Regions from separate parts of the Homo sapiens genome. Here region 1 is linked to region 2. A link is a contact called in ENCODE Hi-C or POLR2A ChIA-PET data. All regions are on one chromosome and are shown on one strand. The core of a region is the stretch at or near the end of the contact, and the rest is flanking DNA. Distances in the headings are between cores, read along the strand shown. Region 1 holds the start of CEP41 (centrosomal protein 41). Region 2 overlaps COPG2 (coat protein complex I subunit gamma 2).

Region 1 (5,006 bases), core at 956-3,455, 130 kb before region 2:
TTAATATTTTGATAGACAAATCATAACTTTATACATTTATGGGGTACAATTTGATGTTTTGGTATATACACACACACACAATGTGGAATGATTAAATCAAATTAACATATCCATCAACCCACTTATCTTTTTTTTGAGGTGAGATATTTGAAATTTACTCTCATAAAATATACAATTTACTCTATTTTGAAATCTACAATATAGTTGAACTTTGGACAACATGGGCTTGAACTGTGCAGATCCACTTATACCCAGATTTTCTTCTGCCTCTGTCACCCCTAAGGCAGCAAGACCAACCCCTCCTTTTCCTTGCCCCTTAGCAATGAAGACAATTAGGATGAAGATGTTTATGATGATACACTGCCACTTAATGAATAGTAAATATATTTTCTCTTCCTTATGATTTTCTTAATAATAATCTTTCCTCCAGCTTACTTTAAGAATTCAGTACATAATACATATGAGATACAAAATATGTTAATCAAGTGTTTCTGTTATCAGGAAGCCTTCCAGTCAATAGTAGGCTATTAGTAGTTAAGTTTTTTTGCAGGGGGGAGGGGAGTAAAAAGTTGTACATGGATTTTCTACTGGGGGTTATGAGTCTGCTGTAATTATTATTAACTATAGTCACCATGCTGTGCCAGAGATCTCAAAAACCATTCCTCCTGTTTAACTGTAACTTTGTGCCCTTGGATCAACATCTTCCCATTTCTGCCCTCCTTCCCCCCACCCTCCAGGCTCTGGTAACCACCATTTTATTCTCTACTTCTATGAGCTGGACTTTTTAAGATGCCACGTATAAGTGAGATCATGCAGCATTTAGACATTACCAATTGACCATGGCTCTCTTGCAGGGCTTAGACTCAGCCTTACAGCTTTCTCAGCCTAGTACCAGGCAGCCACCAAGAGATGAAACAGTTACAACTCCTATTTGGGATAAAGGCTAAGAACCTCAGCAAGGCAGAGAAAGCCTGGACTCCTACAGGGGCCTGTTCTGAGTTCACACACTCCTTACCTTCACTTGGGCTGTTCTACCCGGGATGATGCTTCACCTGGCTAATGAATGGCCTTGCCACCCCTTCCATCTCCACAACCCTTCTCTCACTCCCTCAGTTGAGTACTACCTATTTTCTCGTAACATCTTGCTCCCCGACCACACTGTACTCAAATTCTGTTCACAGGCTCCTTCACTAGACGCAATTTATTTATTGTTTATTTTTATTTTTTTGAGACAGAGTCGCTCTTATCACCCAGGCTGGAGTGCAATGGCACGATCTCGGCTCACTGGAACCTCCATCTCCTGGGTTCAAGCGATTCTCCTGCCTCAGCCTACCGAGTAGCTGGGATTACAGGCGCCTCACCACCACGCCCGGCTAATTTTTGTATTTTTAGTAGAGACGGGGTTTCGCCATGTTGGCCAGGCTGGTCTCAAACTTCTGACTTCGTGATCCGCCCGCCTCGGCCTCCCAAAGTGCTGGGATTACAGGCTGAGCCACCGCGCCTGGTCCACTATACGCAATTTATTAAAGGGCAGAGGCCTTGTCTTCTTTGTACGTCTAGCACCTACTGCACCGTGGAAGTTTCCAATAACGTTTGTTGAAACTGCCACAAATGCAGCAGGGGACTAGCGGTGAAACAGATGAAGAAACTGAAGGGTCCTATGGAGAGAGGGGTAAGCCTAATGTCCTATTTTGCCCGTTTTCCAAAGGTTTGGTCAGCTTACTCCTGCTCTTCCTGTATCCCCACAATCAGAGATGCTGGCTGGCTTTCAACACGTGCCATTAGTGTGCAGCGCTTCCTTTGTCTTTTCTGTTTTGTAACTGTCACTCCGAGACTGTAAGCCATTTGAGGGCAAGGGCTGTGTCTTTGGGTACTTCGCTCCTCGCAGTCACAAGTACTGGCGTGCGTACGCGGGGAGAGATCGCTCCTCAAAACGGGGTCCTGAACGCTGCCCCGCGGCCCCCAAGCCCGGCCCGCCCCGCCCCTGCATCCCGACCCCTCCTCACGCCGGCCCCTTCCCGCCTTCCGGGCGGCGGAAGTCGCTGGCTGCTCTTCCCTGCCCACATGAGCCTTTTCCGGTGCGCCCGCCCCCTCCGGCTCTCCGGCCGAGACCTGGCCCTCACCTCAGGGTTCCCAATGTGCCTCCGGAGGGACATATTTTCTCCAACCGACCACGTTCGGGGTTCTAGCCTCACGGGTTGCCTCTAACCCTAGCTTCCTACCCCCACAACCTTGTTCAGCCGCCTCCCTATACCCTCTTCTCCGATTGGCCCGTCTTCCCCGGCCGGCCAATGGGGGCCCCGTTTACTCTCTCATCTCAGGGTCGCAGAAGGGCAAGACGCCGCTCAATGGTTGCCAAGGGCAACGCGGGACGCCGGCTAGCGAGGCCTTTTGTTCTCTGGGCTGGGGCTCGCCGGCTCCAGCCTTAGGGCGGGAAGAGAGGCGCGGGGGGAGGGGAAGGCTGGCGCCTGCGCAAAGCCGGGGGCGGGGGCAGTGGCTTGAGAGCCGGGACAAAACACGAGTTTTAGCTAATGTGGAACCATAAATACAACACAAGACTCCCCATCCCCCAGCTCCGTTTTATGGCCGTTTCAACCAAACATCTGGGCTACTGATTCCACAACAGGGAATATTATATGGGCCAGGGTTGTTCAGCAGAAATGGGAGAGTATGGTTTATTATTTTCTGGTTAAGTTAATATGCGAATTATGCAAAATACATGGGTAAATACAGTAATTATCGGTGCTTTAAAAGCTTTTAGGCTAGCTATAGAGCGACATCCTTAATTGCAAAGCACACGCGCTATTCTGTGGTTCATCGTTCATTTAACAAATACTTAATAAGCACCTTATGAGAAAAGCTGCAGTAGGTCTTGTGGAGAATGGGAGGATGACTAGGACCCAATCCCGTCGTCATGGAAACCATTGTGACTCCTGCCACCAGCCACCACCTGTTCCCATTCCGGATCTGAAAATGAAGTCCTAGCACCTTTACAAAACAATTACACACACAGTTTGACTTGGCTCCTAAATGTCCCACCAAATCCATCAAAATTATTATTTCCTTTTACATGAAAGGAACAACACAGTAACCCTTTGTCCTTTGCTCTAAGTTGTTTTTCCAGGAATGGAGAAAGGTTACTCTGAGCAGTTCATACTCGCCAGTTGTCTGTTAGTGAATAATAGCACACATTTGAGCTACTTCAGGGTCTGTGAGATGACCCATTCAACAACATGGCCTCACATGCCCTTGTTCTCTTAGGCACTTCAGCAACCCAACCTTAGGGCTACACCTTGGATCATGTTGCCAGTCAGTGCTGCTTGACCAGAATTTTGAATTCTGGCCACAGCTGCTTCTTGGACTTTTCATGTCACTCTTTCATGTTTATTAAGTTTTGTCTTAATTTCCATAATCTTTGCCAGTTCTTTAACCCCTCTAAAATTCTCAGTCTCTCACTCCTCTGCTAAGGAAGGGTTTGAAGGCTGCAAAAAATTGGAAGGAGGCAGAGGGAAGAATGTTAATCTAGAAGCTTTTGCATAGCAAGCAGAAACTTCTAGATTCATTAGTATTTAGAATGTATGCTTACCTGGTGCACCTTGTGGGTAACCATAGAGATTATGGATAGAATAACGGGAAAGGAGAGAGGGAGATGATAGGGGACTACACTCAGAGGTGGTGAGAAAGACAGAAAAGGAGAGATTTAAAGACGTGTAGGTAAAATCAATAGTATACATGAGAAGAGGTAAGGGGTGCAAGGAATAGAAATTCATCAAAGATGGCTATAGTTTCTCTAACTTGAGGAACTGAGTAGATGGGCGATAATGCATTAATCAAGTTAAAGAACAACAGTCAAAAAGCCAAAACAGCAGAAAGTACAAGTAGGTCCAACAGTCCATTCAACTTCCATTCTTCAGTGTTTTGGCTCACTTCTTTGTACGGTTGTCTCTCTTTTGTTCCAGAGAACATCTGGTTTACTTGCCTCACTAGTCATCGTGGTTGTCACATTTGGACTGCACAGGAAGCATTATAGAGAGATTATAGAACCCGGCTGGTTCTTGGATCCAACTGACTGTGTGTCTGTGTGTCTGGGTGGGGTAATTTAAATACATGTTCCCTCCCCAATCCCTCAATTCTGATTCTGGCCGGCGGGTGGGGAGCGGGGGGTGTTGTGGTCCAAGGAGACTCTCCTTTAAAAGAGTCACCCCTTTCCTTCACATTTGGCCTCAATGGAATCCTTGGAAAGCTTAAAGCTATAAACCAAAAGACTTTTAACATCATGTATTTCTCTTTAGGATTCCTTTTGGATCCTGCTATGCCAAAACTGGATCAAAACGAACGCCAAGTGCTTACTTTGAAAAAATAGGCAAATGGTGGTGGCAATGGCTCACGCCTGTAATTCCAGCACTTTGAGAGACCAAGGCAGGAGGATAACTTCAGGCCAAAAATTCAAGACCAGCCTGGGCAACACAGTGAGACCGTGTCTCTATTTGTAAAAAATAGGCAAATGGTACAAAATGATAACTGATAAAAGAAAAACATCCAATAAACATATCAAAAAAACACAGAGCACCGGGCGCGGTGGCTCACCCCTGTAATCCCAGCACTTTGGGAGGCTGGCGGATCACGAGGTCAGGAGATTGAGATCATCCTGGCTAACACGGTGAAACCCCGTCTCTACTAAAAATACAAAAAATTAACGAGGCGCGGTGGCGGGTGCCTGTAGTCCCAGTTATCCGGGAGGCTGAGGCAGGAGAATGGCGTGAACCCAGGAGGCGGAGCTTGCAGTGAGCCGAGATCACACCACTGCACTCCAGCCTGGACGACAGAGCGAGACTCCGTTTCAAAAAAAAAAAAAAAAAAATACAGAGCAAGATAACTAGATCCCATTTTTCAACTATCAAATGTACAAAAGTTTTTTTCTTTAACAATAATGCTTAGTGCTGGCTAATGATTCATGAAACAACATGATCACATATTGTTAGTGCGAATATAAAGGAGCATGATCA
Region 2 (5,582 bases), core at 974-3,473:
ATTCATTTCATCACAAAGCAATTAGAACACTGGCAAAATTGTCAAAATCAACTTTTGCAGAACTCTAAAAAATTAATCAAAGATTTGCAACAATCCTGAACATCTATTTAAGAAAAGTAGCTGAATCTTAGTAAAAATGGTGAAGTTTCTGGTGTTTTAACCTACTCATTCTCAATTTCCATGCACCTCTTCCCAGTTCCATAGCAGTCTTGGAAACCAGCAGCCTCAGAACCACAGTAACTGTGAATGCCAGCAGCCTAGCTACAAAAGCAGCTCTGGGCCAAAATCTCATCCCCAGAGAACTGTCACTATGTGACCTGTCTGGTGCTCCTAGAAAAGCCCTATTCACAGGCTAATCTTTACTTCACCTGACTCAAGAGCTCATTCAGCATGAAAAGCCCTATGCCCAGGGAGTTTGTCCAAAAAAATCAGTAGTATTTGGTTAATCTTGCAGCTGCCAGAAGCAGCAATTTTAGCAGGGGCAAACAAGAGGCTGGCCAAAAAACTTAAAAGGAAAATTTGAGAAATGAGATGTCCTTAGGGGGCTTTGAAAATTTCTAAAATATTTCTGGGGATACAGAAGGTCATGTGCATGTGCAGGGCTAAGCAAACAGCCACTAAAGACCTGACAGAGCTCCGCTCTCTAACCTTTGCTTGACTCTGAGGCTCTGCACAAAGCAGGAAGTGAAGGCTAAGGCAGAGCTGTGAACTCCCGGGGCATGGAAAGCACGCCCCAACATACACAGCACCCGTTGGAAAATGATGGGAGACATACTGGTTTAAAGCATTTAAGAAAATCTGTCAAATTATTATTTGTGACTCAGCTAATCAAACAAAGACTTCAGTGTCTATACAAGATACAGAATAAAGACTACAGAAATAGTCCAGGAAGGTCACAAACAACAACAAAAACAACAAACCCCAGGGATAGGGAAAGGGAAGGTCTGATTACCAGTGTTGTCACATTATAATATTTAAAATATAATGTTTCTGACAAAATAATTATGAGACACACAAAGAAATACTTAACTATGACCCATCTATGGGGGAAAAAAAGTAGTCAATAGAATTTATTCCTGAGGAAGCCCAGATGTTGAACTTACTGGCAAAAACTTTAAGTCAGCTAATATAAATATGTTCAAAGAACTAAAGGAAACTAAAATATTTAATTTAAAGGGAAGTACAACAAGATGTCTTATGAGACTACCAATAAAGTGACAGAAATGATTTTTTTTTTTAAGAAACCAAATAGAAATTCTAGATTTGCAAAGTGCAATGACTGGAATGAAAAATTCACCAGAAAAAGTTCAATAGCAGACTTGCACAGGCAGATGAAAGAATAAGAAAACTTGTAGATCTACTGAGATAAACCAGCTGATGAAAATAAAAAAAGAAGGAAGAAAAATGAACAGTGCTTTGGAGACCTGTGTAACATGACCAAGGGTACCAACATTTTGGATGATAGGAGTTTTCATAGGAAAAGAGAGACACAAAGGGGAAAAAGAACATAAGAAGAAACCATGGCTGAAAACCTCATAAGTTTGATTTAGAAAAAACATTAATTTATGTACCCAAGAGGCTCAAAAAGTCTCAAGCAGAATAAATACAAAAATATTCAAATATATACACATCAGAGTGAAACTGTTGAAAGCATAAAAATAGTCATTCTGACTGGTGTGAAATTGTATCTCATTGTGGTTTCGATTTGCATTTCTCTAATGATTAGTGATGTTGACCATTTTTTCATATGCTTGGTACCATCTTGTACCAGTCAGAATAGCTATTATTAAAAAGTCAAAAAGTAACAGATGCTGGTGAGGTTGCAGAGAAAAGGGAATGCTTACACACTGCTGTTGGGAATGCAAATTAGTTCAGCCACTGTGGAAAGCAGTTTGGAGATTTCTCAAAGACCTCAGAACTACCATTCAATCCAGCAATCCCATTACTAAATACGAACCCGAAGGAATATGAATTGTTCTTCTTAGGTTTTGATGAGAAGGCGAGGATTAAAGAAAGACTGAGAGAGAGTTGGCGGCTCTACAGCAATGCAGGTTTTATGTCCAGCATAAGACCTGCAGAGGCGGGGCACCAGCTTAATGCCAGGGCCCACCTCTGCTTACAGGCTGGGGCAATTTTAGGCCTGGGAGGGAGGGGTCTGAGGGTTATGGCTTGCTGCCCGGGAGGATGTTGATAAGATGTTCCCATGATGAGGTGGTTTGGCCCTTGTTCTGGCAGGATGTGACAGTGATGTTCCTTGGACTTTTTCCCAGCAGAATGTGATAAGAAAGTCAGGCAGTCGGGCAGGATGTTTCTCACGGCCCAGTCCCCCAAGGAATGTTTCACTTTGATCAAGGTCTATGAAATGACAAGGGGCTTACAAAATGGTACAGTTTGGACTAACAGTTCTACCATAAAGACACAGGCCCTCCTATGTTCACTGCACCACTACACACAATAGCAAAGACATGGAATCAACCTAGATACCCAACAACAGTGGACTGGATGAAGAAAACGTAGTACATATACACCATGGAATACTATGCAGCCATAAAAATGAATGAGATTATGTCCATTGCAGCAACATCGATAGAGCTGGAGGCCATTATCCTAAGCAAATTAACACAGGGACAGAAAACCAAATACTGCATGTTTTCACTTATAAGGGAAGCTAAACATTGAGTGCACATGGTCACAAAGAAGGGAACAATAGGCACTGGAGCCTACTTGAGGGTGTAGGGTGGGAGAGGATGAGGATAAAAAAACTACCAACTGGGTGGTACCAAGAAGTTTGAGATTATGCTAAATGACCAAACCTAAGAATAACTGGTGTTCCCAAGGAAGAAGATAAATCTAAAAGTTTGGAAAACTTATTTGAAGGAATAATCAAGGAAAACTTCCCCGGCCTTGCAAGAGACCTAGACATCCAAATACAAGAAGCTCAAAGAACAGCCAGAAAATTCATCACAAAAAGATCATCACCTATGCATTTAGTCATCAGATTATCTAAAGTCAAGATGAAGGAAAGAATCTTAAGAGCTGTGAGGCACAAGCATCAGGTAAGCTATAAAGGAAAACCTACCAGATTAACAGCAGATTTCTCAGCAGAAACCCTACAAACTAGAAGGGACTGGGGTCCTATCGATAGCCTCCTTAAAAAAAATAATTATCAGCCAAGAATTTTGTATCCAGTGAAACTAAGCTTCATAAATGAAGGAAAGATAAAGTTCTTTTCAGATAAACAGATGCTGAGAGAATTCGCCACCACCAAGCCAGCACTACAATAACTGTAGAAGGAGTCCTAAATCTTGAAACAAAACCTTGAAATACACCAAAATAGAACCTCCTTAAAGAAAAAAATCTCACAGGGCCTATAAAACAATAACACAATGAAAAATAAAAAACAAGGTATTCAGGCTACAACTAGCATGATGAATAGAATAGTACCTCACTCACATCTCAGTAATAACACTGAATGTAAGAGGGCTAGGTGCGGTGACTCACACCTGTAATCTCAGCACTTTGGGAGGCCGAGGCAGGCAGATCACGAGGTCAGGAGTTTGAGACCAGCCTGGCCAACATGGTGACCCTGTCTCTACTAAAAATACAAAAATTAGCTGGGCATGGTGGTGGATGCCTGTAGTCCCAGCTACTCGGGAGGCTGACACAGGAGAATCACTTGAACCTGGGAGACGGACGTTGCGGTGAGCCAAGATCGCGCCATTGCACTCCAGCCTGGGCAACAGGAGCGAAACTCTGTCTCAAAAAAAAGAATCCACCAACCAAGTCCGCTGTCTTAAAGAGACTCATCTAACACATAAGGACTCACATAAACTTAAGGTAAAGGGGCGGAAAAAGGTATTCCATGCAAATGGACACCAAAAGTGAGCAGGAGTAGCTATTATATCAGACAAAACGGACTTTAAAGCAACAATAGTTTAAAAAGCAAAGACGGACATTATATAATGATAAAAGCACTAGTCCAACAGGAAAATATCACAATCCTAAATATATATGCACCTAACACTGGAGCTCCCAAATTTATAAAACAATTACTACTAGACCTAAGAAATGAGATAGACGGCAACGCAATAATAGTGGTGTACTTCAATACTCCACTGACAGCACGAGACAGGTCATCAAGACAGAAAGTCAACAAAGAAACAACGGACTTAAACTATACCCTACAACACATGGACTTAACAGATATTTACAGAACGTTCTACCCAACAACTGCAGAATATACATTCTATTCATCAGCACATGGAACATTCTCCAAAATAAACCATATGACAGGCCACAAAACAAGTCTCAATAAATTTAAGAAAATTAAAATTATACCAAGTACACTCTCAGACCACAGTAGAATAAAACTGGAAATCAACTCCAAAAGGAACCTTGAAAACCAGGCAAATACATGGAAATTAAATAATCTGCTCCTGAATGATTGTCAGGTCATCAATGAAATCAAGATGGAAATTAAAAAATTCTTTGAACTGAACAATAATAGTATATACAGACCTCTGAGATACAGCAAAAAAGGTGCTAAGAGGAAAGTTCATACTACTAAATGCCTACACCAAAAAGTCTGAAAGAGCATAAATAGATGATCTAAGGTCAAACCTCCAGGAACTAGAGAAACAAGAACAAACCAAACCTAAACTCAGCAAGAGAAAAGAAATAACCAAGATCAGAGCACAATTAAATGAAACTGAAACAACAACAACAACAAAAAATACAAAAGATAAATGAAACAAAAAGCTAGTTCTTTGAAGATAAACAAAATTGACAGACCATTACCAAGACTAACCAAGAAGAGAGAAGATCCAAGTAAGCTCAATTAAAAAGGAATCGGGAGATATTAAAACCAAAATACTAGAGAAATACAAAAGATCATTCAAGGCCACTATGAACACCTTTATACACACAAACCAGAAAATCTAGAGGTGATGGATAAATTCCTGGAAATATACAAACCCTCCTAGATCAAACCAGGAGGAAATAGAAACTCTGAACAGACCAATAACAAGCAGCAAGATTGAAATGGTAATAAAAAGTTTCCAACAAAAAAAAGTCCAAGACCAGATAAACTCACAGCTGAATTATATCAGACATTCAAAGAATAATTGGTACTAATCTTATTGAAACTATTCCAAAAGATAGAGAAAGAGTGAATCCTCCTTAAATCATTATAAGAAGCCAGTATAACCCTAATACCAAAACCAGGAAACGACATAACAAAAAAAGAAAACTACAGACCAATATCCCTGATGAACACAGACACAGAAATCCTCAACAAAATATAACTAACCAAATTCAACAGCATATCAAAAAGATATCCACCATGACCAAGTGGGTTTCATACCAGTGATGCAGGGATGGTTTAACATACGCAAGTCAATAAATGTGATACACCACATAAACAGAATTAAAAACAAAAATCACTTCATCATTTCAATGGATGCCAAAAAAGCATTTGACAAAATCCAGCATCCCTTTATGATTAAAACCCTCAGCAAAATCGGCACAGAGGGGATGTGCCTTAAAGTAATAAAAGCCATCTAGGAGAAACCCACAGTTGGCAT

What was found. Hi-C counts contacts between places; a loop is a spot of excess contacts on that map. ChIA-PET counts read pairs that join two places held with the same protein, here RNA polymerase II (POLR2A). Pooled maps may share reads with other maps.
Region 1: a loop to region 2 is called in a map of heart left ventricle, with 8 times the contacts of the local background. The contact joins the promoter of CEP41 here to the enhancer-like site in region 2. A Hi-C loop is called at or near these places in 1 of 168 maps with a recorded cell type or tissue (heart left ventricle), 1 of 37 single-sample maps with no recorded cell type and 7 of 50 pooled maps. POLR2A ChIA-PET finds 5 or more read pairs at or near these places in 1 of 52 experiments (activated naive CD4-positive, alpha-beta T cell).

The regions. Positions count from the first base shown.
Region 1 is chr7:130,438,811-130,443,816 of GRCh38, forward strand. It overlaps CEP41 (centrosomal protein 41), which reads right to left and starts at 2,206. Exons shown (of 11, transcript NM_018718.3): 1 at 2,124-2,206. The coding sequence starts at 2,156. LOC105375505 (a long non-coding RNA gene) reads left to right here and starts at 2,944. Exons shown (of 3, transcript XR_927973.3): 1 at 2,944-3,878; 2 at 3,960-4,079; 3 at 4,293-4,416. RefSeq lists an enhancer at 1,892-2,646.
Region 2 is chr7:130,564,516-130,570,097 of GRCh38, forward strand. The region is part of intron 9 of COPG2 (coat protein complex I subunit gamma 2); the gene reads right to left. Among named protein-coding and RNA genes, the nearest start is that of COPG2IT1, 24 kb to the left of the region's middle. Within about 2 kb of position 2,224, at least 8 of the 41 ENCODE cell types and tissues checked have a DNase peak (open chromatin) inside an H3K27ac peak, as active enhancers do; they include heart left ventricle, where a contact is called at or near this core.